Regions from separate parts of the Homo sapiens genome. Here region 2 is linked to region 1. A link is a loop called in an ENCODE intact Hi-C map of the cell type or tissue named here. Cell type or tissue: mammary epithelial cell. All regions are shown on one strand. Each heading gives the region's core, and the rest is flanking DNA. Links, peaks and the distances in the headings are about the cores only.

Evidence for each region. Peaks named below come from ENCODE experiments on the same cell type or tissue, not always from the same donor. Only the 100,000 strongest peaks of a DNase experiment are listed, where the experiment ranks them.
Region 2: a loop joins it to region 1, with 2.7 times the contacts of the local background. A loop is called at or near these places in 2 of 110 quality-filtered maps.

The regions. Positions count from the first base shown.
Region 1 is chr4:188,392,587-188,409,239 of GRCh38, forward strand. No RefSeq gene overlaps it. Among named protein-coding and RNA genes, the nearest start is that of LINC01060, 55 kb to the right of the region's middle. RefSeq lists enhancers at 6,986-7,737, 12,265-13,464. In mammary epithelial cell, for the core only: a CTCF peak has its summit at 10,883; DNase peaks (open chromatin) are centred at 7,385, 8,165 and 12,739; H3K27ac peaks cover 5,366 bases.
Region 2 is chr4:188,618,611-188,635,263 of GRCh38, forward strand. No RefSeq gene overlaps it. Among named protein-coding and RNA genes, the nearest start is that of LINC02508, 150 kb to the right of the region's middle. In mammary epithelial cell, for the core only: no CTCF peak of the experiment used is centred there; no DNase peak of the experiment used is centred there.

The DNA.
Region 1 (16,653 bases), core at 5,883-13,882:
GCTAATTTTTGTATTTTCAGTAGAGATGGGGTTTCACCATATTGCCCAGGCTGGTCTCAAACTCCTGACCTCATGATCCACCTGCCTTGGCCTCCCAAAGTGCTGGGATTACAGGTGTGAGCCACCGCACCCAGCCAATGACAGCAACATTCAAGGGGTGCTCTGAGAGCACACTGAGGTGCACTTAGCCTGTCGTGAAAGTTCAAGAGATGGTTCTTGAAGTTGATGGTCACTGAATGCGGTTTTGCAGGAGATTGAATTTGAAAAGCTACCTTACCTTCCGAGGCTGTTCCCAGTGCAAATATCCTTGAAAAGATCATTCAAAAACATGTGAAAAGAGTGTTTCTGACGGAAGGACATATACAGAAACATAAAATAGCATGATGTGAATCAAGGAACTAAACACCAACTGCTGTTACTAGTTTGTGGAGTTCCTTGTGTGGAGCAGTAGGAAGTTGAAGCTGGAGTTTGCTATGCATGCTGCGTTAAGGAACTCAGATTTTAGCCTTTATGCCAGTTGCCTCCAGACTTTTTTTTTTTTTTAGATGGAGCCTCGCTCTGTTGCCCAGGCTGGAGTCCAGTGGTACAATCTCGGCTCACTGGAACATCCGCCTCCCAGGTTCAAGCAATTCTCTGCCTCTGCCTCCAGAGTAGCTAGGACTACAGGCGCCTGCCACCATGCCCAGCTAATTTTTGTATTTTTAGTGGAAACGGGGTTTCACCCTCTTAGCCAGGCTGTTCTTGAACTCCTGACCTCGTGATCCACCCACCTCGGCCTCCCAAAGTGCTGGGATTACAGGCATGAGTAGCTGGCCTTAGGCTTTTCTGATTATACATTTATTTAGTAAAACTTTCTCAAGCAGTCACCTCTAATATATCTATATGTATTTATAAATTTCTCTACACGTTGTATGGTCTCCCCATATATTAAATGTTAGTATTTTATTTTATTTTATAAAACGAAATAAAAATAGATAAAGTTGGCCAGGCGAGGTGGCTCACGACTGTAATCCCAGCACTTCTGGAGGCCGAGGCGGGTGGATCACGAGGTCAGGAGATGGAGACCATCCTGGCGAACACGGTGAAACCCCGTCTCCACTGAAAATACAAACAAAAAAAAAGAAAAAAGGAAAAAAAAATTAGCCGGGCGTGGTGGCGGGCGCCTGTGGTCCCAGCTACTCGGGAGGCTGAGGCAGGAGAATGGCGTGAACCCAGGAGGCAGAGCCGCAGTGAGCCGAGATTGTGCCCCTGCACTACAGCTTGGGCGAAAGAGCAAGACTCCGTCTCAAAAAAAAAAAAAATAGATAAAGTTTCTCATATTTTCTTCTACACCTCAACTGATTGTCTTTCTCACTCTCCTTGAGGGCCACATTTAGTCTGCTTGCAGGTGCTAACACGGGGAATGATGATTTGGTCAGATTCATGTTTTCAATCACTCCTCACAGTGGAAGATAAGAGTTGAGGGATGCAGGATTCAAGGAGGGAAGTGTAGGAACCAAGATATTATGATGGATCAAGCAAGAGAAAGTCAGGATCTGACTGAGAGAGCAGGCATGGAGTGAAAAGGAGGGCTAAATTTGAGAAATACCTAGGTAGTAGAATTGGTACGATCCGCCCATTGAGTAGGGGTGGGGAGTGGCTCTGAGAGGCCGGAGTGAGGCCTGAGTGAAGGGATGGGAGAAGCAAATCCATTGAGTAGGGATGGGGAGTGGCTCTGAGAGGCCGGAGTGAGGCCTGAGTGAAGGGATGGGAGAAGCAAATCCATTGAGTAGGGGTGGGGAGTGGCTCTGAGAGGCCGGAGTGAGGCCTGAGTGAAGGGATGGGAGAAGCAAATCCATTGAGTAGGGGTGGGGAGTGGCTCTGAGAGGCCGGAGTGAGGCCGGACTGAAGGGATGGGAGAAGCAAATCCATTGAGTAGGGGTGGGGAGTGGCTCTGAGAGGCCAGAGTGAGGCCTGAGTGAAGGGATGGGAGAAGCAAATCCATTGAGTAGGGGTGGGGAGTGGCTCTGAGAGGCCGGAGTGAGGCCGGACTGAAGGGATGGGAGAAGCAAATCCATTGAGTAGGGGTGGGGAGTGGCTCTGAGAGGCCGGAGTGAGGCCTGAGTGAAGGGATGGGAGAAGCAAGTCCATTGAGTAGGGGTGGGGAGTGGCTCTGAGAGGCCGGAGTGAGGCCGGACTGAAGGGATGGGAGAAGCAAATCCATTGAGTAGGGGTGGGGAGTGGCTCTGAGAGGCCGGAGTGAGGCCTGAGTGAAGGGATGGGAGAAGCAAATCCATTGAGTAGGGGTGGGGAGTGGCTCTGAGAGGCCAGAGTGAGGCCGGACTGAAGGGATGGGAGAAGCAAATCCATTGAGTAGGGGTGGGGAGTGGCTCTGAGAGGCCGGAGTGAGGCCGGACTGAAGGGATGGGAGAAGCAAATCCATTGAGTAGGGGTGGGGAGTGGCTCTGAGAGGCCGGAGCGAGGCCTGAGTGAAGGGATGGGAGAAGCAAATCCATTGAGTAGGGGTGGGGAGTGGCTCTGAGAGGCCGGAGCGAGGCCTGAGTGAAGGGATGGGAGAAGCAAATCCATTGAGTAGGGGTGGGGAGTGGCTCTGAGAGGCCGGAGTGAGGCCTGAGTGAAGGGATGGGAGAAGCAAATCCATTGAGTAGGGGTGGGGAGTGGCTCTGAGAGGCCGGAGTGAGGCCTGAGTGAAGGGATGGGAGAAGCAAATCCATTGAGTAGGGGTGGGGAGTGGCTCTGAGAGGCCGGAAGGGATGGGAGAAGCAAATGGCGCACATTGTGTTTCGGTGACTGAGAGAATAGTGGTTATGTTTAATGAGACAGAAGATTCAGTGGATAAGCAGATTTTAGTGGTGGGTTCAATTAAGAAATTGACCTCATCTTTATACAGATTCACTTCCTTTTAATTTTCTCTCAACACACTCATCCAAAATTTGGTTGTGTTGTTTTTCTGCTGAACAACCTGTATTATTCTCCTTTCTTTTCCAAATCTCCACATTTTGGCCCAACCCGTGTTCCATGGTGAATTCAGACAGTAAAAGAAGCAACTGTTTTTCAAGTGCCTTCTTTGTTATTTATAACACAATGCTTTTTATTCCAATTTTGTAGTTGACTTCTTTTCTCTAATAGATTATTGTTTAGTCATTGCAGATCCTGTTATTCTTCCCAGCAAACAACCTCAAAGTTTCACTGGCTTACAATAAATAAAATTTATTTCTTGCTTGTGTAATTTAATTTTATTTCATGTACTTTTATCCCAATGTACATTTCAATTTGGGACCCAGACCAAAATAGCCATTCAAGTGCGAGGGGTTTATTTTGTAGATGATCCGAAAAGAATAGGAAGTGAGATAGGGAAGAAAATAATGACAAAAAAGGCTTTATTTTCAAGGGCGTTATCACTGTGGACAACTGGAGCTTAATCCTACTGCGGAAACCGAGAAGCCAGGGTAAAATGTGTACCTGAGTAATCCCACCCGTGGGCCAAGGTAATTGTAATATTTACACACCAATTTCCATCAGCCATTGGTCGTGGCTGTACCTATGAGTGATCACTTTCCAGCATTTCAGGCCTAGAAAAAGTAGCCAAGGAGGTTTCAGAGTCAGAGAAAGCCCTCGTGCAGAAAATGTACATGCTAGCATTTACAAATCAGTCAGGTATGCATCGATGTGGTTAGAGTAAAAGGACATAGAGAGGAATCCACTAAATCCATCCAGGAATAAACAAATAAAATAGGAAAAAAAAACCCACTGTTGACATAAGTTAATACTTTTATTTTACCACTATTTCTTTCTTTAGCCCTTTTATTCAGTTACGGCTACTTGTGTACATTAGGTAGGTAGTGTGCAAATTTTACAGTATGCATTAACTCAAATTCTATATTTGTAGTAACTAAAACACGCCTTATTTTTCATCTCTATGCTATTCCCTCCCCTTTCCCCAGTTTCTCTGTGTATGAAGCTCGACTGACTTGTCAAAAGCTCCCTAAAGTGATGTTTTTACAATAAAGTCTCTCCTAAACTTCAGTTAGGATCAATCACTCTCTACTGGCTGCTCCTGTAGAATTTTATCTGTAGTTTTGTTTTGTCATCTTATCACTTTATAATATTATTTACAATCTGTCTGTTAATGTATTGTGCACAGGGCTGGGCGCAGTGGCTCACACCTGTAATCCCAGCACTTTGGGAGGCTGAGGTGGGTGGATCACGAGGTCAGGAGTTCAAGACCATCCTGGTTAACACGATGAAACCCCGTCTCTACTAAAAATACAAAAAATTACCCGGCGTGGTAGCGGGTGCCTGTAGTCCCAGCTACTCGAGAGGTTGAGGCAGGAGAAAAGCTCACCAGGAGGTTGCAGTAAGCCGAGATCGCGCCACTGCACTCCAGCCTGGGTGACAGAGCGAGATTTTGTCTTAAAAAAAAATATATATATATATATATACACACACACACACACACACACACACATATATATATAGAACACCTTTAAGATGATTTGTGTCTTACTTCTTTTTACTTATCCCATGATTGTCACAATAAAGGTTTGCTCACATCATAAGCAAATACCTAAATAGACATGCCTGATTTTCTTACAATTATGGAAGTGAATCTTACTTTGAAAAAAAATCATAAATGCCCCACATTTTTCAATGTGCTTTTGGACATTTCTTAATAACTATGTTTTTATAATATTATATATGTTAAGGCACTTACAATTTTAATGTGTAGTTATATGTAAAATCACATTGTATCGAGTAAGCATTATCAAATAATTCTTTATGATGAAATTAATTTATGAGTTTCTAATAAATACTACAGTATTGTTGGCCAGAAAGCACTAATGAAAATAAATTAAAGGTATTGTTTGTTACTTTAAAGGCTAGGAATTTCTAATATAAAGAAATGTAAGGAATAGTTCATAATTTAAGAACACAGCCACTTCAAATTGTAAAAAAGAATTATCTATTGTTAAAGCGAACTAAATATGGCCTGGGAAGGACTCTATACTTCTATACTTGAGTCCTTGTAGAGGAACCATAACCTAACTTAATAGGACAACAAGATTGAAAACCTAATTTAGGAGTATGTACGTGGAACAATCGCCAGTCCAGCAGCCATACTTCAGCCACTCACACACTGCTGCGTGTTCAAACTGTGTTCGAGTAAGGCAAACTTGTAACCAGTCCAGTTGTTTGTGTAACTCACTTCCGATTTCTGTACATCTTTTTCCTTTTTTTGTCTACAAATTTTCTTCCACGATGTGGCTGTGCTGGAGTCTCTCTGAATCTGCTGCGATTCTGGGAGCTGATTCACGCATCATTCATTGCTCAAGTAAACTCCTTTAAATTTAATTCAGCTGGCCGGGTGCGGTGGCTCACGCCTGTAATCCCAGCACTTTGGGAGTCTGAGGAGGGCAGATCACCTGAGGTCAGGAGTTCGAGACCAGCCTGACCAACATGGTGAAACTCCATCTCTACTAAAAATACAAAAATTAGCCAGGCGTGGTGGTGCGTGCCTGTAATCCCAGCTACTTGGGAGGCTGAGGCAGGAGAATCGCTTGAATCCGGGAGGTGGAGGTTGCAGTGAGCAGATATCGTGCCACTACACTCCAGCCTGGGCAACAAAAGCAAAACCCGTCTCAAAAAACCCAAAAGTTTAATTCTACTGAAGTTTTTCTGTTAACACTGTGTTATTATTTTATCTTTTGATGAAAGGCAAATGATATAAACAAGAACTTGGAATATTTGTGAATAATGTATAAATAAATAGTTTCTGTTTATTCTCTGTATTCTGTTAAAAGTTTTTGCTCTGCTCAATATATCTGGCCATAAAATTCTTTTAAATCCTGTATAATTTTAAAAGCAAATTTGATGCATGTGCAACTTATTTTATTTTATTTTTTTTGAGGCTGTTTGTTACAATGGAAATTGCCTTAACAAGTCTCATGTGGCACATGTGGTGCCCAGAGCATTCTGAAAGTTATGGTTTTGAAAGCAGTCGTTGTGGCGACATTGTCCTAATTAAAGTTCTCGGGCAGTTTTGCCGACATTCAAAACCATCTTCCATTTTTATCCTTTTGTGGTAATATTTATCATTTATAAAAAGGAATTCCAACACCTCTTTTCTATGTATAATCTCCCAACGTTCCTGGTCAAAGCAGTTTGCTCCCAAATTACCAGAAGTGGTCTCGTTGCGGCAGCAGAGCTCCCCTGGTGCACTTCTACTCACGGGTTTGTTGAACGTGTAGCTTTACCCACCTTGAGGCAGAACTGCATGTGCCCGTGTTGGCGCTGACGCATGATGTGTGGTGCACGGATGGAGCAAAGGTGAATATCTCCCCACAGCAGACCTCCGAGGTTCATAAATTATTTATCACATACTTCAGTGTGCTGCCACAGTGATCAGGGCCAGTTTCCAATATGGAGACAAGAGCTCTTTAATCACGCTCTTCCCTGCAAAAGAAAAAGATTGGCATTTAACAGAGAGCTGTAAGACAGGATAGGGATGTGACTGCAGGGAAACCTCCACTTGGAATAGGAGTCGCTGGTCAGTTCTAGACCCAATGGCATGGACTTATGTAGTAATAGTAGTAAGAGTTCCTGAAGATAGTTTCAATCTATTGCCAGCATTCTGTAGGTCTTTATAACAAGCAGGAAATGGATACACATGTCTCTGTTCCATAATTAGAAAAGTATCACCATTTTCCTGGGACAAAAATATGTAAGTTTAAACATTTTTAGTGCCAGGTCAGTAGTCACGATTTACCAACAGCATTTTTTATTTTAAAAATACAGTTAGTGACTACACCATTGGCTAACAAACTGAGACTTAAAGCATTCTCTAGATGCAAATGCTACAAATAAATCAAATTATTAGGCATATTCACTAATACTTACAAACTTAACTTCATATATAAAGCAAGGTAGATCACCAGTGTGGCCATGCAAACAGGGTTTGAGGACTTCAATATTTAAAGCAAGTTAGTCCAACCCACAGCCCAAGGGCCACATGCAGCCCAGGATGGCTTTGAATGAGGCCCAACACAAATTAGCAAATTACTAAACTTACTTAAAATGATGGGATTTTATTTTTTGCCATTTTTTGGTTTGTGTGTTTGGTTTTTAGCTCATCAGCTTTGTTAGTGTTAGTGTATTTTATGTGTGGCCCAAGACAATACTTCCAATGTGGCCCAGGGAAGCCAAAAGATTGGACACTCCTGATTTAAAGGGAAAAGGGAGGGCAGATGAAGAAAGAGGATAAAAAAAAGAGAGAGAAGGTAGACAAAACAGGAAAGTGGTTAGTCTTTGGAGGCTTTGATTAGCACTTACTGAATCTACATTTTACATGTGAAAGGAGTGGGTAGCGAAACAGTGAATTATGCATAGTGCTCAGTGCGTCTGCATTTTTGCATAAGATAAAGTAAACATAGAGGAGGTGCTCAAATATGCATTCCTCTCAGGTGAGCCAAGGGATGCCCTCTAGGCCTGTCTTTGTCAAGGTACCGGTGAAGATAAGCTGTTAGTTTACATTGTCAAGGTGAAATAGAACAGCGTTCTGTTTTAGGGTAAAGCTCTTGGGGCCCACGAGGAATTTCCTTGTGAGCAATTTGTGAAGGAGGCCACCGGGGGAGACATGTGGCCTTCTGTCTTTGCAGCTATCTACTTAGGAACAAAATGGAAGGCAGTTTTTGCATGATGCAGTTACTGAGCTTCACTTTTCCCTTTGGCATAGTGAGTTTGGGGTCCTGAGATTTTTATATTCCTTTCACAGCCTCACTATACTTGAATTAAAATACAATCTACATGTTAAAACTGACCACATCATTCTTTCCTGTGTGTCTTCAAAGGATTTAAGGCCCATCCAGATAATCCAAGATGATCTCATTTCAAAGCCTTAATTATATCTTTGATGACTCTTTTTCCAAATAAGGTCTCAATTAGAGGTTCCTGGAATAAGACACGGACTCATCTCCCTGGGGGCCACCATTCAGCCTGATCCGGAAGGAAGGCCATGATTTCAGCTCTCTGGGATTTGAGACAAAGAGGCCCCTTTTCTTTCATTTTATCTTTTCATGTCTCTTCTTGCCATGTACCCACATGATTGAGTGTGGGCTGAGGGTGAATCCAAGAAGGGCTTTGTTTTGTGGTCAGTACAGGCTTTGGTCCACAGAGACAACAATACTTTCAATACTCTTTTGTTCTGCCCCAGAGGAGCTCAACACAGAATTGCCTAGAACAAGAAACTGGGTAAGTGTGCTTGGAACATACGCTTGTCTTCTCTTCTTTGGACTCTTGATTGCAACACTCATCTCTGCCTGGATATTCACATGGACTTATACTCTCTGTCTTTTCTTCTGTGTGTCTTCTCTTCTGTATGTCACTGAATGTTGGGCCCACCTGGATAACCCAAGATGATCTCATCTTGAGGTACTTAATTATATCTGCAAATAACATTTTCCTAAATAAGGTCACAGGCATAGTTTTGGGGGACTGGGACATGGATATATCTTTTTGGAGACCATGATTTAACTCACTATAGGCTAAATTCTCAGCCCTAAAAGGGGTCCTACACAAAGTGAGGGCACTCAATGGAAAGAAGGGCTCTGAGATGTGAGATAGGAACATGTGAACAGAACCTTCAACCCACAGATTCCCCTGGACTATCAGGTCCAGGAGAAGAGACTCCTTCCTCTCTCAGGTTGAGACTCCCACGGCCTGGAGATTAGGCAAAGCCTCTGTTCGATCTTTGCATGAAATTAAGTAGTCTTAGTGGTCTATTGCAGGGGTCTCTATCTGTGATTGACCTTTACTTATTTCTTGCTTAATGTACTATCATTCTCTTTTTTTCTTGAATAAGGTAGTTTACATATTAAATTCTTCGCTAAAGATACAGCTCTTAAATTAAAAAATACTACTACTACTACCATTTTGCTTTAGTCAGTAAGTTCTGCCTTAATTTTCTGTCTATTTTATATATTTTGTCTATATTTTGTTGATATATTAAAGTTTTTTCTTGTTTTTATTAATATGATGATTTAAGGCTCTAGAATTTCTTCTGAGTGCAGATCTACCTGGGTCATACAGATGTTGTCATATGTGGTCAGTTCTTTTACAAATATTCTTCAACGTTTTTCTCTTTGGCCCTTAATGATATAAGAAAACTTCCAAAAACTGTATGTTTTTTAGTGTTTTGGAGTTTTATTGTTTATTTAATTTCACTGCATCTTAATCAAATAATTAAAAATGCTTTTTAGAAATTACTGAAGTTTTGTGGTCTGAAATATAGTCTTTTTTATGATCTGTGGAATCAAAAAAAAAAGCATTCTATATTTTTAAGGTGCCAAGTTTGTTATCTGTCAATTAGAGAAAACTATGTGATTTACATTTTTACATCATGACTTACTATTGCTCTCTTCAGCAGTCACAGCCTGATAGAGGTGATGTAATTTTCCCTGCTGTGCTCCTGTGTCTGTGTCTTTCCTTATGCATGCTCTACTTTTTTTTTTTTTTTTTTTTTTTTTTTTGAGACGGAATCTTGCTGTGTCGCGCAGGCTGGAGTGCAGTGGCGCGATCCTGGCTCACTGCGAGCTCTGCCTCCCAGGTTCATGCCATTTCCTGCCTCAGCCTCCGGAGTAGCTGGGACTACAGGCGCCCGCCACCATGCCTGGCTAATTTTTTTTATTTTTAGTAGAGACGGGCTTTCACCATGTTAGCCAGCATGGTCTTGATCTCCTGATCTCGTGATCCGCCCACCTCGGCCTCCCAAAGTTCTGGGATTACAGGCGTGAGCCACCGCGCCCGGCCTACTTTTTGTTTTAAGAACATTGATGCTCTGTTATTTAATCTCTAGAATTCATAACTGGCATATCTTCATTGTGAATCACACGCTTATTTTTTCTTTTCTGCTACTTTTTCTTACTTCTATGCTTTTTCTGCCCTGTGTTTTAAAGAGAAGAAAATCAGTGATGCCACACAAAACACTCCGTGGTAGTCAGATCACAGCGATGGTTTTAACATTTGTAGTGCTGACATTCTGTTCCCGTTCTTGTCTCTTTCACTGAGTTCTCCTACCATCAGGCAGGTTCCATGCTCGTCACCAGGCCCTGGCTGCAACTTTTCATACCCTATCAACATTTGGTTCACTGATGATTGTTGTTTGCTAGATTTTCCAAGCAGTTCCATATAAACAATGTTCCCATATCTTTGAACATTCAAAAATCAGTTTGTATTGCGTTTATACTTGATTGAAATAATAGTTGGTATAAAATTTCCGGGTTGCACTTTCTTGGTGCAAAATTTCACAGGTCTCAGCTCTTTCAGTATTGAATACTGCTACACACTGCCCTTGTGATTACAGATTCAAGCTGGCCATCAGACTTGCAAGACACAGACAGCTTTAATCTGATGCTACATTTACTGGGCTTTAAAGGAGGATACAGGCCGGGAGACACAGCTGGTGTCCTGGGGCACCCACAGCTCCCTTTGCCCTTTCACCTATCCAGGGCCTATGTGGCTGCCACAAACAAGAGTCAGGGTGCTTGCGGGCCACATGGATAATCAGAAGCCACCGCCTTGATTTCCCAACAATTTTTTATGCTATTTCTAGACACAAAGCTACAAGCCACATATTGATTCACAGCCCCCCTGTTCCAAGGGCAATGGAACATAGGTGATGAGGGAGACATTCCACATCTATTTCAAATCTGTAATTTCCAAGTGTGTCTGTTAGCTTCTGTTGATTAGGAAATTATCCCCAAATTTAGTCACTTCAAACAGCAACAGTTTGTTAACCTAAGGATCTGCTGAAGAGTTCCCATGGTCTGGGCTGGCTCTGGCTAATCTCGCCCAGGCTTGCTCACATGACTGCAGTGCCTTAGCAGGATGGCAGAGGGCGACTAGCCCGTCATAGCCTGCCTGTGGTCTGGTGGTTGGCCATTTGCCTCTGGCTCAGCGTGGCGATTGTTTCATTATTTTGCATTCTTTTGTTGTTGTTGTTTTTTGTTGTTTTTTTTTGTTTGTTTTTTGTTTTTCGTGTTTTTTTTGAGACAGGGTCTCTCTCTGTCACCCAGACTGGAGTGCAGTGACGTGATCTCAGCTTACAGCAACCTCTGCCTCTGAGGCTCAAGCAACTCTCCCGCCTCTGCCTCCCAGGTAGCTGGGATTACAGGCGAGCGCCACCACCGCCCAGCTAATTTTTGTATTTTTAGTAGAGATGGGTTTTCACCATGTTGGCCCGGGTGGTCTCGAACTCCTGACCTCAAATGATCCAGCCGCCTCGCCCTCCCAAAGTGCTGGGATTACAGGCGTGAGCCACTGCGCCTGCCTGTTGTTAATAGTGGTAAAATATTTGGTGCAGCTTCTCAGTGGCCACATTTTACAGTTTCGGATGCACTTTCTGGATCGGGCATGCATTTTCTGCTTGTGTAACTCTGCTTATTTTGCATTATTTTAAGGCATTTATAATTAATTCTGATTCCTCATTTTGGACTATGTTTTGTTTCTCCTGAACCGTCTCTTTCCTGTAGGTAGAGGGAAGCATTTCATGGAGGGCCAGGTCCCTGGCTAGGACAAGGTAGAGCCTCACAGTCATATTTGGTATCCAGCGGCCATTGCTCTGCCCCAGCCTGTCATCTGGCTGTGGTGGGTTTGGTGGCCCACGTCTAACTCTACCTCTGTTTCTAGACTGTGACCCGGGACCGGGGGAAATTAGTAGCAGCCCGTGCCTCCAGTGCCACTGTGGCGAGCCCTCTAGGACGGGCCTCTCACATTGGGCTTTATGGTGTCCGCGGCCTCAGTGTCAGTACTCTGCTCCTCCCCACAAGCAGCCCTGCTCAGTTTGCCCTGGGCTGGCAGGCTTTTTCTCTGTGTTGAGGTTTGGCATTTCACCTCACTCCTGTTTTCATTAAAAGTAGACTTTTCCTTTCTATTTCAAGTTCTGTGGATGATTTTGGGAGAATGTTTTCTTTATATCATCTGCAAATACGCTTCCTCATTTCCCACCTCGACTTTCCATCTTCCACTTTCAATCTTTTCTTTTTTTGGAAGGAGGGTGGGGTATTGTCAGAGTTGTATTTTCCAAGAGCCCTTTCAATTTCTCCATTTTTGCCCTTTATCACTGTGTGTGTGTGTGAGAGAAAGAGACATACAGCATACATATAGAAAGATGTGCAAAATGTAAATGTATATTTAACAAGTGGTTATAAAGCCATATAATATGCAACAACCACACAGGTAAAGAAATAAAGTCTTACCAAAACCTAGCAGTCTCCCAGGTGTCCCTCTCCAGTCACCACACTCTTCCTCATGCCCCTACCCCAGTACCCCCAGGAGTCAAACACTTTTCTGCCTTTAGTGTCATCATGTCTTAGCTGTGTTTATAATTTTACCACCTATATATGCATTACGAAAGAGCTGCTTCTCCTTGCTATCTTTTTCTTGCTGTAGGTCTTGTATCTTCAAAGATACTTAGAAATAGGGTTCCGAATATAACTTTTTCTGTTTCTGCACTCTCTCTCTTCTTTTGTGTTTCCTTTAATCTGTCAGACTGATTTTGTTCCACTCACATGAAAACTCTGTCCCCAGTGCCTCCTGATCCTTGCCTCTGCATTCATGACTAAGTGTGATGCACTGGGAGATGACTGGGAGTCCGTAGGGAGTGGGCGTATTGGCCAGTGGTCCTTGCCTCTGCATTCATGACTAAGTGTGATGCACTGGGAGATGACTGGGAGTCCGTAGGGAGTGGGCGTATTGGCCAGTGGTCCTTGTCTCTGCATTCATGACTAAGTGTGATGCACTGGGAGATGACTGGGAGTCCGTAGGGAGTGGGTGTATTGGCCAGTGGTCCTTGGCTCTGCATTCATGACTAAGTGTGATGCACTGGGAGATGACTGGGAGTCCGTAGGGAGTGGGTGTATTGGCCAGTGGTCCTTGGCTCTGCATTCATGACTAAGTGTGATGCACTGGGAGATGATTGGGAGTCCGTATGGGATGGCGTATTGGCCAGTGGTCCCCTTAACAGAGCGGACCTTTGTTGTTGGGCATCACCTGACCCCAGTGTCTAAAGGAGAATTTCCTCCTTGGAGATAACGTCTGACCGCAGCCTTCTGGGAGCCACGGGAACGGTCTTGTGTGCCTGCAATTAGAACACACGTAATCACTTTATTTCTGAATTTAAGCCTCACCCAGTCCCCCATGGTTGCTTATTTGCTGACTCCTAGCTAGGAAACTTTCTGAGATTCTCTGAGTGAATCACATTTGTTTTCTTCGTAGGTTGTGGCTTTCTTTATTGTACTAAATCAATGCCTACTAGTCTGTTAAATGTCAAAGAAATATTAAACTTTTTATATTCTAATACTACTCCCATTCTTTTGTCCTAGTGGGCTTAAGGATGTTTTAATTTATTTTGCTGTCCTCGTAGTTGATTTTCTTTCTTCTTTCTTTTTTTTTTGAGACAGAGTCTTGCTCTGTCCCCCAGGCTGGAGTGCAATGGTGCGATCTCAGCTCACTGCAACCTCCACCTCCTGGGTTCAAGTGATTCTCCCGCCTCAGCCTCCTGAGCAGCTGGGACTACAGGCACCCGCCACCATGCCTGGCTAATTTTTGTATTTTTAGTAGAGACGGGGTTTCACCATCTTGGCCGGGCTGGTCTCGAACTCCTGACCTCAGGTGATCTGTCCGCCTCGGCCTCCCAAAGTGTTGGGATTACAGGCGTGAGCCACCACGCCCGGCCTTAGTTGATTTTCTTAAGGCAGAGCAGATAACATTTGTGCTTACACTACCACATTTAACCAACATTTCAATCAGGGATAGTTTAAATAAAACTTTATATAAGAGTTTCCCATTTCCTCCATTCTCTTTCTAGAAGTTTTTTTTCTTTTTTTTTTTTAGTATTGTTATTACTTGTAACTGTCTGTGTGAGTGCAGAGATATAATATTAAAATTTATCAAATTTCAGGGTAGTGATATTAATCATTTATTTTAGTAGCAAAATTAAATGTTAACATTCAACTGTAAGATTGGAAGATTTAACTGTCTTTTCCCCCATTGAATTAATACAGAACAAAAATTTATATTTCTGATACAGACAGGAGACAGGGAAATACTGGGTAGAAGATGATGGTGCCCTGACAAAGGCTCTGCCTTCAAGCCTGGAAGCCCATGGCTCTAAGTGGCAACAGGCATTCCTGTTTTCCTGCCCAAAAGTTGCCTTTTCACCTGCCATGCCCCACTATCCTGTACCCATATAAACCCCAATCCCCAGGCTCCAGAAGCAGGCAAGGAAGTAACAAACAGAAGAGTAGAAGAATAGCAGAATGGTGTGGCAGAGAGAAGAGAAGGAACATCTGAACATCGAGAGGAGTTCAGCTAGGGATGGTTGGAGAGGAGATTGGCTGCTGGATGGCCAAACTCCAGGGGAAGATCATCTTCCCACTCCATCCACCTTCCAGCTCCCCATCCATCCCACTGAAAGCCACCTCCACCACTCAATAAAACCCCCGCATTCATCCTTCAAGTCTGTGTGAAATCTGATTCTTCCTGGATTCTGGACAAGGACCTGGGTACTGAGAGGGCACTGAGCTGGTTAACACTTAAGCCATCTGCAAACAGCAAAGCTAAAAGAGTGCACTGTAACACACGTCCACTTGGGCTTTGGGAGTTGCAGGCACCCACCCTTAGATGCTACCATGGGGCCAGAGCCCAAAACACACTCAGCCTGGCTCCTGCACCTGCCTGTGTGCCCCCCTCCCATAAGGGGTTTGAGTGTGCAGTGGCAGAACATACGAGCCACACCCCTGTCGCATGTCCTGTGAGGGGGGTCAGGGAACTCTACCGTTTCATTTCCACTGGTTGATATGAGATTTTGCAAATGATACACTGTAGATCAGATACTCTCAAAGAAAAAAAAAGGCTACAAAGTTGTAGTGTTCAATTACCTTATTCATGAATACTTTTTTCCTAACCTAATTAACTCAATATCTTGGCATCACTAGGACTTTGAGCTTTACCCAATACGGGTTTCTTTCTTCCCGAAGCGTTTGTTTTACTGCCCCATTTTATTGCTTTCAATTAATGAAATCTGATTCTAAAACCAAGAGTTCCTGAGGTGTTAGCCACCACCACTATCCTCCCTGCTGTCACCTTCATTCTATCTGTTCCACCTATCTTTTGAGGACATCTAGAGTTGAGGTTATTAACCTTATATCATGTTCCCTTCTCCCCCCATTTGTACTCATTTTGTTTAGTGTGGGTAATTCAAATGTAAATTGTTTTGGTCACAAACCCCAACTGCTTGCTCACAGAATAGCCTGCAATCTGCCTTTTGCAATGATCACTCCTTCCTGGAGGGTACGTTGGCATCATTGAGTCTGATGGCACCTGCTTCTGCCATGTTAGAACACTGCCTGCAGCCCTAGGATCTGGACTTCAGTCAGACCAGCAACATATTCGCTTTTTTCTCTTCTTTGTTTGCCTATTTCTCTGTCTTCTAATTGTTTTAAAGGTGAAGGAGAGTAGTAGTACAGAAATAATAATAACACAAAATTAAAATTAAATTAAAATGTAAAAAATAAGTACAGAATTAATTTTTCTCTGGCTTGATTTTAAAATGTTAGTTCCAAGTGCTTTAGGTTGGAGATGTTTCCGACCCGAGCATGTCTTCCCCCACGTAAGCATCCCTTCACACATTCTTTGAAATCAGCTGCTCTGATCCTAAATGTAGGCCTCACGTCTCACCAGCTGTATAATCTTGGGAAAGTAGGAAACTCACTTTACTTCTTTATTTCTGGGACAGGGATCCTATCTCCAAGAGTTGTTGAAAGGATTAAATGATACAGTGCACTTAATGTTCCTGGTAGATAAGAAGTGCTCTATAAGTAGTGACCATTTTTATCATCTGTGTAGATGTTAAAGTTTGCCAGGATATTCTAGGATTATATACTCTGCAATTCCGTGCTGCTTTCATACGTTTGCTCTGATAAAACTTCCCTAGGACACTGAGAAAAGATTTTTCAGGGCTGACTAAGCCCTGCTTAAATATTTTCCAGCTGTTCTGGTTCTTAAGAAAGAAAAAAAAAATAGATTCTTAAAAGAGAATTAACTCATTTATTCTTACTCTTTATTCTCTGTGTCTGAGGGGAGACCCTACCAACCTCCCATCTATGACTCCCAGTAATCACAGGATACATCATTGTCTGGGAAGAGAGGGAGAGGGCCACAGGCTTGGCAAAGTCCGAACTTCCGGTCTTCCTGCTTTCCAATATCCCCAGGCTTCTGGCCTTGTACACGGTTAACGTGTTTCAGCTAGTGCTGAGTGTTGCATTCTGCCCCTTCAACCAGATCACTTCCGCTGAAAGTTTGCATCTCCCAGTATCAGTGTTGGGGAAGCCAAATGAAATCTATCAATCCCAGTTCAGAATGTAAAGAAACTGAAGATCCTCTTTCCCCATATGGATTATTATATCATCATAGCATTTGGAGAAGCCAAGATCAACAAAAAAGCAGTTAGCAGGTATGCATGTGTGTGTGCTATTTGAACATTACACATAGTAATTTTTCAGAAAAGATTCTCATCTCTGAAAAACTTTTCCTCCCTCAAGACAAAAAGAAGTATAGCTCATTTCATTTTAGGATATAATCTGTCTTTGGGCTTCAGCA
Region 2 (16,653 bases), core at 2,762-10,761, 220 kb after region 1:
CCTGGTGCAGTGCGTAACCTCTATGTCTATGGCTCTTTGTTTGATCTTTTCATGGAGGTGAGTGATTTTATTTACAAAATAGAGGCCAAGAGAGGAAGTTAAAATATAGAATGATTTGTGTACTCATGGATATGCAAAGGAAGGTTTGAATTAGTCAGAACTACATTTAGAGCTAATAAGCTACTAATGTCTAATGTCTGCCTTTGAGAATCTGTTTTTTGTTTTTGTTTTTGTTTTTTTGTTTGTTGGTTTTTTTTTTTTTTGAGATGGAGTCTCCTCTGTTGCCCAGGCTGGAGTGCAATGGCCCCATCTCAGCTCACTGCAACCTCTGCCTCCTGGGTTCAAGCAATTCTCCTGCCTCAGCCTCCCGAGTAGCTGGGACTACAGGTGTGCGCCACCAGGCCCAGCTCATTTTTTATTTTTAGTAGAGATGGGGTTTCACCATGTTGGCCAGCATGGTCTTGATCTCTTTACCCCTGATTCACCCACCGTGGCCTCCCAAAGGGCAGGTATTACAGGCGTGAGCCACCGTGCCCAGCTGAGAACCTGTTTTTAAGGGTAAACAATAGTGGATGGTTTATAATGAAGGGATCCAGGGTAAGAAGCTATCCCGAGAGAGTTGAGCATCCCCAAACTAGGGGACTGAGTTTCAGGATCCTGAGCTCCCAGCAGCAGAAAGTTGTCATGTTGGTGACACATGGATATGAATGGCCTGTGCAGCTGAAAAAGGTTGAGAAGGCAGTTGGCTAAAATTTAAATTGTCATCCATGTAAGTAAAATGATTTGTGCAGTGATGATCATACCTGGAAAAAGCAGTGCTGGGAAAAATAGAGCCAAGAAAAATGCGAGCAGAAAGGCATAAGGCAAGAGACTCGTCGGGCACCCAGACCAGCTACTCACAGTGGTTTATTCTCTTGAGGAGTCAGAATGGGGCCTGGACTCAATATGACGTTTTCACAGGGCATTGAGGGAACTGCAACTGCAATGTGGGTTACTTGCTCGCCGCATGCGCAGCCCAACTAACAAGAGCGAAGTTTGGGTACGAAGCAAGTGAGCTTATTCCGAAGCCTGCCTGAGGAAGGGGCACAGCGTCCTGCCTTTAAATATGCCACTTCACCTTTGGAGCAGAAAGTGGTACTTTTATAAGGTAGTGGAGGAAGTGAGCAAGAGCAGGGTCCCCCTTGCTAGCTTGGTGCCTTACGTACCAGGCAATTGAGTTGGTGCCTTCCTGGGCAGAAATAAGTTGTCAAAGTGGCCAAGTGGACTTGCTTTTCACATGCCCTCTTGGTGGATGAAAGTTCCGAGGCTGCGGGGGCCGTGCTTTGGTCTGCAAATTAATAGACTGTCAACTCTCCAGGAGAGATCCCTCTTGGAGCACAGAGTTAAACTTGCTCTGCAGGAAATGTCTGCGGGGGGTGGCCGTGAAAGGTTGTGTTTACATTTCCAAAGGGCTAAGAAACAGGGAAAAGGTGGAAAGGAGAAAAAAAGAGAAAATAATGTTTAAAAACTATCTCTTAGAAAAATGTGGGTACCCGGTTACAGAACCGCCTGTGGGGCCATGCATGGGGATTATGAAGACGGGGTTGCCACTTACTTTCTTTGCTAAGAACTTCCTGTCATCTTCCCATCAGCAGCGAGAGCACTGGGAAAACTTCTTACCACCTCACTGCCCGAGAGCCTCACCTCATCCAAACATCAACAAATCCAGCCTCATTTTTCAGAAGGGCCACCTTAGTCTTTCCATGATCACAAGTGAAATAATTAAATGACTAAAAGTTGTACTTGTACAGGTCACAGCCAGATAATCCTTCATTTGCAGTTAACTAAACAGCATGCTACACAATTGGATGTAAGGAATGAAGGTGACATAGCAATTTTCCATCTGTATTATCTGAGACCATGTTATTGGAAAACGGATGGTCCTAAAAGTAGAAATGAAAAGTTCACAAGGGCAATGATGGGAAGTTGTTTTAATGGGATCCTAAGGTCTGCTTCTACTAAGCAGGAAACAGAGAGTGAAGCAGTTACTATTTTCTTGCTCAACAAGTGAAAGCAAAAAGAGAAATCCACGTTACAGAGAAGACTGAAACAGAATCCCATAAAAATGTTTCTCAGTATCATTTCTCAGACCAACCAAATTGTTGTGTTTCTTAAACTGAGAAGTTGAAATACCAGAGAGAGGTCAGAATTCTGCTGAGATGTATTAGAATGGTTGAGGTTTGGCCTATTGGAGTTGCAGAGATTCTTCTGCTTAAGACCTCTTATGAATGTTTGTAGATAATAACAGTCCCTCGCCAGAGGCTTAGCTTGTCACCTCTGCCTACCATCAACAGATGCTTTCCTGATCACACTGTTTTTTTTAGCCTTAGCCACTTTGCTCTCTCAAGCAGTGGCTTTCAAGGTTTTTGACCACAATCTTCTGAAAGAGACATAACTACATCTTGAAATGTAAGTGCAGAAATGTATACTTTCAGTAAAAGAGTCACAAGACAATACTACTTTGGCAGATACTTTAATATTTCCTTTTGTCTATTCTATTCTATTCTATTCTATTCTATTCTATTCTATTCTATTCTATTCTATTCTATTCTATTCTATTCTATTCTATTCTTCTATTCTATTCTATTCTAATGCTGATCCCAACTTACCAATGTTTGTTCATGGGCAACTTACAGGCTGTATGTAATCTGCAGTATGAACCACACTGCTTTAAGCTTTTTTTAAAAAAAAATTGAAGCAGAATTTACTTATAAGCTTATTTCTTAGAAATGAAACCAAAAAATTAAAATATTTTATAGAAATTAAATAAAATAAGAATATAGAGCAGCGATAGTTTCTGGTGAATCTTAACTAAATATTAAGCTACAGCTTAATGTTCAACTTATCAACCATCTGAGGGATAAATAGGGTCAGTCCAGATTAAAAATTTCTATTACACTGTATAATTTCGGTCTGTGTTTACTTGTTGGTGTATTTATATACAGAATTAATATTTCTAATACAAATTTTCTTACTAATTATAATTTTACTTTAGGAGACAAGATATATTTTTAAATAAACAAATTCACTCTACATAAATATAACCAGAGATTTATTTTCAAAGAAGTTAATTCTGGAAGGCATTATGACTTTTATCTTTAATCATGGAAACAAACTTTTGTGGAACACCTGTATTTGAGACATAGGAAAAGACTTCCTGATAATTTTTAAAAATCCATTTCAGTTTTTAACACCTACGTATTTTTTCCTATGTGCAAAATATCTGAGGAAGAAATCAAAATAGTTAAATAATCCAGAAATTACATTCAGTCAATAATGTCAACTTAAGACAAACTGTGATTTGGGTTGTATTTTATAAGTTTGTTTTTCCTTTTAACTGAATGTATACGATGATTTGGTCAAGTTGCTTGGATTTGATTTATGCTGAAATAACACTCAGAATCAAAACAAAGCTTGGTCCAAATTCCAGAAAGTAGGGTAATTCCCTAAGTGTAACCTGATTGAAAATATATGAAAATTTACTCTCATGTACAAAATAACCATTATGGTTTAGGAGAAATAGAAATTATAAGCTAATGAAGATAGAGACTTGGCAATTTACTAAAGGATCCAAGAGTATTTATAGCTTATTTTTTAAACTGATTAAAAATGTGTCAAAATATTACATTCTAAATAAAAGTTTTGATTAAATTATTTCATTCACTAGCTTTGAGGCATGGTTAAAGTGAAATAGAGTTCAAAGAAAGGGAAGAAGTAAATTGCTAAAAGAGTAAAACCAATTTTGATGAATTAAGTCATAGTTAAAAGAGAAAAAGAAAGACAGGTGAAAATAAGATTAGGCTAGAATAGAAGAAAAAAATGAGAAAAAGTCTAACCTCAGTAAGTAACTAGAAAGTAAGACTTGAGATTAAATAATTCCATAGGTATGTCATAGTTCAATTGTACATTTCATGAAATTCTAATTCTAATTTGATGAAAGATAATTCCAGGAAATTTGCATGCTATTATTAAATCACTTTAAGATTTTTCTCCAAATGTGTTATATTAGATATACATATATGATATATGTCAATTTATATATATATAAATATAGCTCTCTCCTCTTTGAGATATATACGATTTTAGTAGGTTTCTGAGGTCACTAGTTGTCTCCATTTTCTCTGCACTTAAAATGATGCACAGAGTTTAGAAGAGAAGATTGGGTGAGAGCTCTGCATCTCTAAAAACAGCTGCCCTTGCCCGGATCATGCTCCGCAAATGTTCTGACCTAAGGCTCGAATCAGATGCATAGGTTATATTGACTCAAGTCGAATATCTATTTTTGGGTTTAAGTGCATATGTATTTTCAATGGCAAATTAAAGTTTATAAAATGGAATATGATAAAAGATAAATGCAAAACCAAAGAGAAATTGATACCTTGATATTTTCAGTGAACTTTATCAAAATTCAAAATTGAATATATATATTTATTTAATTATATATAATATGTATATATATGAATATATAGAGATATAGATATCCATATACATAATATATTATATAAAATATATAAATATATATATATATATAAATGCTACATAAATATACGACCTCAGACTTCTAAAGCTGAATATAACAATGGAATTAAAAGTTAAAAATTAGATCTTCTGGGCATCTTAGAATTTTGAAATCTTTGAATATAGGAAATTTAGCAAGAACTTTAAAATGCTTAAATGGTTTTACCATTGTATTCTGCTGGATTTTATTTTATGGTAATCAAAGTTGTCAGAAGGTCAGAGACTCATAAATAGAGAACAGAGCATCAAAAAGCTCATTGACAAGCCTAATGCACATGCTGTCTCTTCTTTAAAAAATGAATAAAGATGACAAGAAACATTTTGCTCTTCTTTTGTAAGACGCAGAATAAACTGTCATCTTTTCTCTTATGAATAGAAAATGCATGACATAAAATAGGAAACAAAAAATATAGAAACGTAGAAAATGTGTCATAAAATAGAAAACAGAAAATGTGCCATCTCATGTACTAAATTTATCTGATGACATCGCAAAAGAAATAACCTAGTCACTGAGTTTAACATTTTGATGTCTTATGTAATCATAACCATTGACATGAACTTTATATGTGTTTTCTGTCTATCAAAGTTCATGGTCATGAAAAAAAACGTAAACTATTTTTACTAACATTTTTAAAGTGAAGAAGAAAGCCTTATTGTATAATTTATAGTGGATTCTAACTTCATTGCCAAGAATAATACATTATAGTTTCTTAGTCATTTTCATTATTTGTAAGAGTGTTAAACAACTCCTAATCATTTTACTTATTTTTAAAGTTAATAAAGCAATATATGTAATATGTAAAAACATTTTCCATGTAAAGTTAAATTTAGAAAGTGTAAAAATTGGTGTGTCACTGTTCACCCTTATTCCGCCCTTGCTCCCTCAAGTTCTGATTTCCCAGTAGGAATTCCATAAAATAGAATAGCTTATTAGAATTGTAGTTGATATGCAATTAGGTAAAATGTTAATTTGAGCACAACACATCTTTATAATCTTGAACCTTCCTCTATTACTATAGTTTTATTATTATTTATTAGTATGTTTTTTCATTTATTCAGATATTATTTCTGTCTCTCAATGTGGTTTTATAATTTTCTTGATATAAATTCCAAGAACCTAAAATCATTGCTTTATCACCTTTTGATGCTTTTGGACTTGTCACCCAGGTGAAATTCATTTTGAACTACAGATAAAGAGATACTTGTTATCAATAATTGTGACTGTCTGAGAGTTCACTCTCTTTACAAGCTAGCTGTTTAGCCTGTTCCATTTTCATGACTGTTTCAAGACAGCAGGAGGTTCTGGGTCAGAGACAAAGAATAGTTTATTACTGGAAGCAATAGCCAGTCACTTGACTCTGGGTCCCAGAAGCCTAAACACAGGGCATTGTGAAGAGAGCCAGGTGACACTTGCCTGCCAAGTAGACTGTGGTACAGCACAAACGAAGCTGTGGGAATCTCCTCTTCTCATCGCGGGCATTCAACATTCCTGCTCTGCTTCAGAAGGAGGAGCTCTATTTTTCAAGACTAAACAAACCTGCTCTTCTCTCTGTAAGGTAATGGGACCTGTATCTTCCAAGGCTCTGTGGTATATGAACGTCCTGGAAGAGGTTTTTCAGAATAAAGTGCAGTTATGGTCTCACAAGATGTTAAGAAATGTGAATTGAAGTAAAAGTTCTGTGATATATTAAGCTATGATATACTAAAACTTTTAGTTTGCATTTTTCATCTGTGAAAAGTCTATTGAATCTTTTTCCTGTGTATAAATAGATTGTTTTCTATGTAAAAGTGAATTTTTGGTTTCGGTCATTGCTAAATACCTAGTGCCTGTTGTAGTGTCTACACATAGTAGACACTCAAATAATAAATAATATTTGTTGGATAAATACATGAACTAAACAAGTAATTCATGTTTTTTTCTTGGTTCCTAATTTTTTCCCATATATATGTAAAATATATATGTATACCGTATATATATATACGGTATATATATGTGAAATATATATATATGGTATATATATGTGCATATATATATATGGTAAAAAAGAATTTCCTTTGAATTATCTATAAATTGGGTGGAGGGGAGGTGCTTTTCAGGAGGGCCACAGTGCGAGGTATCTTTCATGCCTTCCTTATAAACACATACACATACGAATATTTAAAAAGTATAATCAGGACAATCAAAACTGGCATGAGGTATTATAACATCATTGTAACACCTGTGGAAGGAAAGTAAATCTTAGGGCCCCTGAACCACTAAGCTAAAGGCAAAGTCAAGCTGGGCCAACCTGCCTCCCATTCTGTTCAAAGTCAGCCCCCCTGCTCACTACATCAATGCATACTTGACTGCCCTCTTTGGGGAGGCGCATCAGAAACTCAGAAGAACGCAGCCATTTGTCTCTTATCCACCTATGACCCAGAAGCCTCCTCCCCACTTGGAGTCCTCCCACCTTTGCTTCTAGTTGTCCTGCCCTTCCAGACCAAACCAGTGCTCATCTTATACATGTTAACTGATGTCTCAGATCTCCCTAAAATGTATAAACAAAATGTGCTCTGACCCCCTCGGGCCTTTCTCTCTGTTAATGGGCTTGTCCTGAACATTGGCAAAATAAACTTTCTAAATTCACTGAGACCTGCCTCAGATATTCAGGATTCACACACCTTAATTTCATAGACAGTAATTAATGAATAAAATGATCTTTGTCAAACACAAAAAAATGTATGTTCTCATTTTCTTACCAGAAGTTTTAGATTTTTACTTTGAGGGTAATTTTAAAACACCAGGTCATGTGATTCATGGTCTAACCTCCCATGCCAGTTTGGTAGTCTATGACACAATTTCACTCAACTACTTTTCACTCCTTGAGTGTTACACGTGTTCTCCCCGTCCCCTCTCTGTCTTGTCTTGGATCAGTTTCCAAACCTCTGCACCTAAGGGCTCATATCTTTATGTAATTTGTTCCTCAAAAAAATATTACATGTTAATTCTTCTAGGAAATCTTCCTTGAATACCCATCAAAATGAGTCAAGGGTCCTTACAGTGAGCTCACCTACCAATCTATATAATTGGTAATCACAGAACTCATACTACCAAAATTATTGATATGTTTGTTTAAATCCTTTCTGGAGTATGTATCACTTGGTATCTTTAGCATTTATTTCAATGCTTAGAGCATCAGAAATGGTCAATATGGAAGAAATAAATAACCTCCTGAGTGCTTGGTAATAGCAGCAATATGCGTTAACATTTGAGAGCCCCTGTGTGCTTATTCATTGTGACGCCTCTCACTCCGAGAACTTGTACTTGGATTGGCCATTGGGAGTTTATAATTTTTTTTTTCATAAGAGTCTGATGCTTTAAAAGCAGCTACCATTTACTTACCACTATTGGAATAATTTTAAGTGTAAAATTCCATGAAAGCTGAAAACTGAGTAAAAGAGTTGTTCCCCTCAAACGGGACTGAAGATTAGGGAGGTAGACCTGTACAAGAAAAAAAGACAAGGAAGTGGGTGAGAAGTAGAGTAAGGGTAGAGAAATTTGTTGAAAGTTTCATTTATATAATAATATAAAACATCTGTATGATGCCATTAGAATAAGCTGTAAATTCTGTTAAAAAAAGACAACTGGCCAGGCACGGTGGCTCACGCCTGTAATCCCAGCACTTTGGGAGGCCGAGGGAGGTGGATCACGAGGTCAGGAGATCGAGACCATCCTGGCTAACACGGTGAAACCCCGTCTCTACTAAAAATACAAAAAATTAGCCGGGGTGGTGGCAGGTGCCTGTAGTCCCAGCTACTCGGGAGGCTGAGGGAGGAGAATGGCAGGAACCCGGGAGGCGGAGCTTGCAGTGAGCCGGGATCGCACCACCGCACTCCAGCCTGGGCGACAGAGCGAGACTCCGTCTCAAAAAAAAAAAAAAAAAAAAAAAAGACGACTAACATGAAAATTTTAACATGATTGAAATTTTTTTTTTTTCGTTTTTACTTTAAGGTCATGGATTTTCTTCTGACTCTGGACCTGCTGAGAAGAGTTCTGTGTTATTTTATGGCACAAATCATAGCTAATGTATTATCCAAAATATTGTTTAATGAGAACTAAAAACATAGGAATTTGGGTGAAGAACAAATTTCTTCACACTTTTTATGATTCCTTATCGACACCTCCTACCCACTAATTCTTCAATCTGGCCAACAAAAATTTGATCACAGATATGTTTGCTTCACCTTTAAAGTCTTTACAAAGCACTTAATCTAGTCTTAAATACAACTGTTCACATGCATTTCGCATCAATTTATATAGTACTTAGTTATAACATTACAATAATAAATACACTGCAAATCAGGTTTGGTAACACATCCACTTATATTAACAATGCCCTGATGCACGTTCAATAATTTTGTCTTTTCACCCTCAACAGGTAAAGAGGAGAGAGAGGGAGAGAGAAAGAAACACTAAATGTGTTTTATAAGCAAAATCAGCTGTTACATCATGATGATTGTTCAAACAGCTTTCTTCGCTGATACAATTGCAAAAAGATTATAATGTCCAGTCAATTGCATTGGCCTAATCTAGAGTATAAGGGTTTTGCTTCTGGGAATTTGTGTTTATATATAAAGTAGGTTTTTTAAGTTAGTATATATTGAAAATAATTAGTGGCTTACCATAATACTTTCTCTAACAATCTTCTGATACACAATATCTCTTTTTTCTATATTAAGCTTATTAAATTTGTTCCCTAGGTACTTAAAATATGTCTTATATTCCATATAGCAAACCTACAAGATGGATATGAATATCCTTATTCTGCAGATTAGAAAAATGAGGACAATGTTGTCAAGTGACTGAAGTGGACCCATAGGTAGCTGTTTCCCAATACTATTTTGAATCTCAGTTGTATGCTCTGCATTTTCGGCTCAACACTACCACCTCCTGAAAAGACTTTTAAGCAGAATTTAGAGGAAAACAAATCAAACACATCAGAAAACATCAAAGCAAATGCATTAAATAAGATTATACTGAAATAAGTTGGACACACTGTGGAGATTTCCACTTCTGCCCATGAAGAATTAACAGCTACAGAAATTGCTTTCTGAGAGTAAATGACTAGAAACCTGGAAAAAAAGATATGAAGCAACAGTTTTAGGTGACAAACAGCACAAGACTAAAACACCTGATGGGGGAAGAAAACAAATGAGATAAGATTTATGTCTGGAGGAATTTTCTATAGCAAAGTGAAGGGAACCTGAACTAAAGCCCAGCAGTGGATTGAACAGCTTCAGGATTTCAGGAGGCTGAGGTAACCACAGCAGTGGATTGAACAGCTTCAGGATTTCAGGAGGCTGAGGTATCCAGAAGTTGAAAGGTAAAGTACTTTGGTAGAATAAGATACATACCGGGAGAACTTTCAAGATCTTCAGAAGAGACTCTTCCAGTTTTGCTTGTTTGTTTTGTTTTGTTGCAAAATAGAGATGAGAGGAAATTCCATGAGACTGGGGAAAGAAAGCAGTAGGCAAAATAATTCTACGGCAACTGCATTAGGAATACTTCATGTCCTATCTGCCAGAATGTAGGGACTTCTTAATATATGGGGTTAGTGTAGAATCCAGAAAGGACACATCCCTTAGTAGAAGGGTTAAATTAGTTAATTGTGCTAAACTAGCACAAGAATACAGATGTTCTAGACCCAACCTAACAAAGCTCAATAGGATAAAGTAGGATAAAACTAACCCATAAGGTTCTTACCTGTGTGACTAAACAAAATCCAAAACTCTTTAAAAAATGTAAAAAAAAATAGCACAAATAACATAAAATTCACAATGTCTACCACCCAGTAAAAAATTACCAGGCATGCAAACTAACAACATTTGGCTCATAACCGGGAGAAAAATAAACCCACAGAAACATATGCAGAAATAACAAAGATGATCAAATTAGTAAAAAAGGATTTCAAAAGATTATTATAAATCTTATGGTTATGCTCAGTGAAGTAAATGAAGATAAACATAATATGGAGAAAATAAAAGATATAAAAAGACTGGAATGGAACTTCGAGAAATAAAAAACATGTCAAAAAGGACAATTACATTCGATTATAGAAAAAGCATCTAAAAGATTAGCAAACTTGAAAGCCTACCAATCAAAATTATTCAAAATGAAGCACAGAATGCAAAGAAAACCAGGTTGAACAGAAAAGAACAATCTTTCATTCAGTTTTAAGACAATATTTAGTGGTCTAACACATTTGCAATTGGAGTTCTAATAGATAATTTCAAGGGAGAAAAATATTTAAAAATGTATACCCCCAATTTTGCAAATTTATTTGTTTAAATAAAAACAAATTGAGCACATAAACACAAAATATCTGAAAACCAATAATATAGATAATTTTAAAATAAACCAGGAAAAAAACACATTATATACAGAGAAATAAAAATAAATGTGGCAGAAAATTATTACTAGAGATCACATCAACCAGAAGTAAATTGCATGGCCTCTTTAATGTGCTAGAAAATGTTAGCTATGAATTCTATACTCAGTGAAAATATCTTTCAAAAATGAAGGTGAAATAAGATTTTTCCTGGTCAACAAAAAGAGTTTTATCAAACATAGGCACAACAAATGATGTCAAAATTGATTCCTCTTGCAAAAGGAATGATAACAGGCTGACTTTCTTTCTTTCTTTCTTTTTTTTTTTTTTTTTGAGACTAAGTATCTCTTTGTCACCCAGGCTGGAGTGCAGTGGCGGGGTCTCAGCTCACTGCAACCTCTTCCTCTGAGGTTCAAGCGATTCTCCTGCCTCAGCCACCCTAGAAGCTAGGACTACAGGCGCCTGCCACCACGCCCAGCTAATTTTTTGTATTTTTAGTAGAGACAGCGTTTCACCATGTTGGCCAGGATGGTCTTGATCTCCTGACCTCGTGATCAGCCCGCCTCGGCCTCCCAAAGTGCTGGGATTACACACGCGAGCCACCAAGCCCAGCCTGACATTTTTACCTATGCAAAGGAATAAAGAGCACCAAAATGGGAAAAGTGTGAGTAAATATAAAACACCCTGTTCTTAATTTTTAGCCTCTTTAAAAAGAAAATTGAGACTTCTGGTTCTGTATAAGAAGTTTGAAAGTAATGAGGGAGAAGAAAAGGAAAAATCAGTTAGGTAAACAGTTAAGGCTGGTCCTCGGAGAGGCAGCCTGCCTGAAAAATCGCAGCTACAGGCAAAAATAGAGCAGCCTGGGGAAAACTCAGGATGCACCTGCACAGACAAGCACGCAAGGTCCGGCACAGAAGCCTTTTGTTCTTCGTGTGATTAACCAGCTCCCAGGGAAAAGTTTCCCCTTCTTTTCAGACATGTATGCAGTGGGCTCGGTGGGAACTTGCACAGGGAGGAGGGGGCTTCCCTAAAACAAACCCACAGTTTTACAAACAAGAGAAGCGGTGCTTTGTGCTTGCCTAGAGTCATACCCACAGCTACACAGACAAGGGGGAGGGAGTTGAGCAGACAGCTTTTCAGATGAAGAAAAGTTACGCAAACAGCTACAGAACTGAGAGGAGTTTCTTATACAAACTTTTGGGATTCAACTGTAAAAACGGAAAACCACTTGGCTCCCCGCTCCCCTGCAGAGAGCTTTCATTTTTTGTTCATTACACTTTCACTCCAACCTCACCATTTTCATTTTCACCCATGCTCCTTAATTTTCTCAGTCATGAGACAATAAGCTGAGATAACACCTTAGACAACAAGTTAGGACAAAGTGTCCTTTTGAAACAGACAATGAGATGCAGAAGGGCACTGGGCTCCTGTCTTTCCAGGGCAAGGACAAGTCGGGCTCAGCTGTGTGCAACTTGTTCACTAAAGGGCTCTGTGAGAAACGGAAACTGCCCCTTCTGGCATGACCAAGGGAAGATGATGGTGGTGTGTAAGCACCGGCTCTGGGGGCTGTGCAAGAAGGGCGACCACTGCAAGTTCCTGCACCGGTTGACCTCCTGCGATGCCCGAATGCTACTTCTACTCCACGTTCCCGCACCAGTTGACCTCACTGTGATGCCCAAATGCTGCCTCTACTCCACGTTCCTACACCGGTTGACCTCACCGTGATGCCCAAGTGCTAATTCTACTCCACGTTCCTGCACCGGTTGACCTCACCGCGATGCCCAAGTGCTAATTCTACTCCACGTTCCTGCACCGGTTGACCTCACCGCGATGCCCGAATTCTACCTCTACTCCACGTTCCTGTACCTGTTGACCTCACCGCGATGCCCGAATGCTACTTCTACTCCGTGTTCCTGCACCAGTTGACCTCACCGCGATGCCCGAATGCTACCTGTACTCCACGTTCCTACACCGGTTGACCTCACCACGATGCTGGAATGCTACCTGTACTCCACGTTCCTGTACCGGTTGACCTCACCACGATGCCGGAATGCTACCTGTACTCCACATTCCTGCACCGGTTGACCTCACCGCGATGCCCGAGTGCTACTTCTACTCCAAGTTTTGTCTCCGTGTAAATATCGCCATGTCCCCAGAATAATGTGTCTCAACTATTTCGTGGCTTCTGCCCTGAGGGACCCAAGTGCCAATTTGCTCATCCCAAGATGAATCTTTTATTCAACCTGAGTTACACGAAGTCATCTCCACCATACCCCTTTGCTGTTCCAGATATTTAAATGGTGCTCAGGTTAACACCACTTATGCCAGCGCTGCAGCTCTTTGGATACACAGAGACAAATGTAGGGATCCGAGAGGCCACTTCCAACGACTGTTGCTATCTATTGCCTCTACAGATTATTCTGTTCTATTTTTATTTTATAAGTTTAGAAAGAGAGTATTAAGCACTAAAAAAGAGGACACTTTGTCCTAACAATTGCTAAAAAGCTAAACTGAAAAATGAACTTTTCTCAGATTCATTAGAGAAGTGAAGCCACGGGGAAAAGGACTGCCCCTATATTGGAGAGACAGAAAGGCCGATACAGGAATCACAGTGTGCCAGAGCAGAAAGTCAAGAGCAAGAACTCTTTGGGAATCAGTGGTGGAATCTGAACTGGAATTGACAAATTTCTGTAAGGTAGACGTGGACAAGTGTGAGAATTAGAACCCCCAGGAGGACCCAGTCATAGAGAAGCAGCCGTACATTTACATCTTGTATCTCCAGGAGTTTCACCAGGACCTGATATTGAAGATTAGGGAAAAATCCCCTTGTACTTCCAGCAGGGGGTGGGGAAAAGGAACCCCAGGTTGAAATAGGAAACAGGGCAGAACATTCAGTTTTGGAAAAGATTTCCCCTCAAGAGAAACTAACAGAGCCAAACCTGCTGGGATTTTCTTAGAGCCTAAGTGAGGTGGGCAAGGGGAGAGTCCCAACCCCAGCTGCTCAAGCTTTTCTGTTCCACTTAAGAAGAAGGGGAGGGTGGCCGGGTGCTGTGGCTCACTCCTGTAATCCCAGCACTTTGGGAGGCTGAGGCTGGCAGATCACGAGGTCACGAGTTCGAGATCAGCATAGCCAACATGGTGACATTCCATCTCTACTAAAAATACAAAAATTAGCTCGGCGTGGTCCTGGGCACCTGTAATCCCAGCTACTCAGGAGGCTGAGGCAGGAGAATGGCATGAACCCGGGAGGTGGAGTTTGCGGTGAGCTGAGATGGTGCCACTGCACTCCAGCCTGAGTGACAGAGCAAGACTCTGACTTGAAAAAAAAAAAAAAGAAGAGGAGGGCAGAAGATGAGAAGCATTGTGGCTTCCCAGAGGCATAGACTCACTAAAGACAGAGCTAATCACAGGGCTGAGAACACTTCAAGGCTCACCATAAAGTTCTGCGTTCACAACAGTGTGGTATTTCTATAAAGATAAAATGTAGAATAAAGGAACAGAATAGAGATGTCAGAAACAGACTTATACGTAGTTATTTTTCAAGATGTTGCCAGGTAATTAACAGGAAAGAATAGTCTTTTCAAAAAATGATGCAAGGACATTGGGTTATTTATATGAAAAAGAATTCATTTCAACCCTTATTTTATACCATTTAAAAAATTAAATTTACATGGATTATTAAATTTATGAGCTAAAGTTCAATAATTCCTAGAAGAAAACATGACCTTGATTTGGTAATCATTTCTTAGATAGGACACAAAAAGAACAAATTATAACAGAAAATTGATAAATTGAATTAGTAAAAATGGGAAAAAATTTTAAATGACTTTTAAGAAAAGGAAAGGTAAGCCACCCCTAGTTCAAAGAAACTTGCACAGCAGGTATCTGATGAAGGTCTGTATCCAGAAACATAATGTATCTTGATTAGAAGAAAGTAATCAACTCAATTAAGAAATAAGGAAAATGGGTCGGGTGCGGTGGCTCACGCCTGTAATCCCAGCACTTTGAGAGCCCAAGGCAGGCGGATCACGAGGTCAGGAGATAGAGACCATCCTGGCCAACATGGTGAAACCCTGTGTCTACTCAAATAAAAAAAAAAAAATTAGCCGGGCATGGTGGCACACGCCTGTGGTCCCAACTACTCAGGAGGCTGAGCAGGGAAATCGCTTGAACCCAGGAGGGGGAGGTTGCAGTGAGCCCAGGTCACACCACCGCACTCCAGCCTGGGTGACAGAGCAGGATTCTGTTTCAAAAAAAAAAAAGAGGAAATGGGGAAAATGTTTGACACTTCACTAAGAAACGTGTATAAATGGCTAATAAACACAAGAAAAGATGTACGGTATCATTAATCATTAGGGAAATGTACATTAAAACCACCAGGAGTCACCACCACACATGTAGAAAGCTTAAACCTTTTAAGGTTGACAAACCTCAAATACCGATGAGGAAGTAAAACAACCACCATTCTCAGACATTGCTGAAGAGAATCAGAATCATTCGGCCACTTTGGAAAACAGTACACATCATGCTTTACAGAAAGAAGTGGTATAGAAATGAGCAGAGGCACTAGTGTCCCTTTAGGACCATTATATTCTAAAGTGCCAATTGGTAAAATTATTCTTTAGTTCTACCTGGAAAATCTACTTCTATAATTTAACTTGTAATTCTGATCTATGATATCTTTCAGAACACGCCTATGTGAACTTAATTAAATCTTGGTCCAAACATGCTTATTTTTATTTCTTCTTTATTTTATTTATTTTTACTTATTTTTTAAATGAGAACCAGGATAATGAGATATTTCTTCTTTTACAAGAATATGAAGTTTACCTTTCATTTAAAACAGTACTACTGGCACCTTGTCATATAAAATTTTACATGGAGTTACATATTCTAAGAACAGCTATCTGAGAAATGTGTAATTTCTTTTTCAATAGTTTTTTATGTTTATTATCCTATGATGTATGTGAAGACATATTTCATATGTAATTATGAGATTATACTTAATTATATTTCCAAAGGTGAAGAAATTTTTGTATTTTTATTTTAAAATAACAATAGAAAAGTATTTGAAATATCTTTTTAAATTCTCAATTATGATTCATAACATCTTATTTTTATTTCACTTCTTACTTTTGTGTCTTTTTTCCTTCCATCCTTCCTTTCCTTCTTTCTTTTCTCATTTGGATTATTTTTAACTGGTGCCTCAGTTCTTCTTAAGTATATAGAACTTCTAAAATTATAAGCAGAGAATGGTCTTTGGTTCCCAGAAAACTTAGATTAAAGAGTTAAAAGTTACTCATTATCATATAGAGTTCCTCAGCAGGTCATTTTGTAATGAGAGCAGACTCAGTATTATAATATAAACCTCACTGGTCCTGTATTCTTTACAATGAACAACCAAAGACCCTTTATGAAGCTTGATATATTTTAAAACATTCAACATAGTTTTATTTCATGTCCTTGCTATTTTATAAACAGGCCTTCAATAGTCACATGATGAGGACTTTTGGGATAATCTACCTGAAATGTACCACTCTGCCCTTTCTGTTCTTCTGCAAGGCAAATCTGAGGAATTTTTTTTATTGTTCATTTTTCCAAGAATTCCTACAAACTGATGTCTTTACTGCCTACAAAGTAGCAGGATTTTAAAAAGTCAGATAACTCTGTTTGCACTGATATGGCCAAATATTTCCAATTTTCAGGTTAATTCTCCACTTTTTAACCC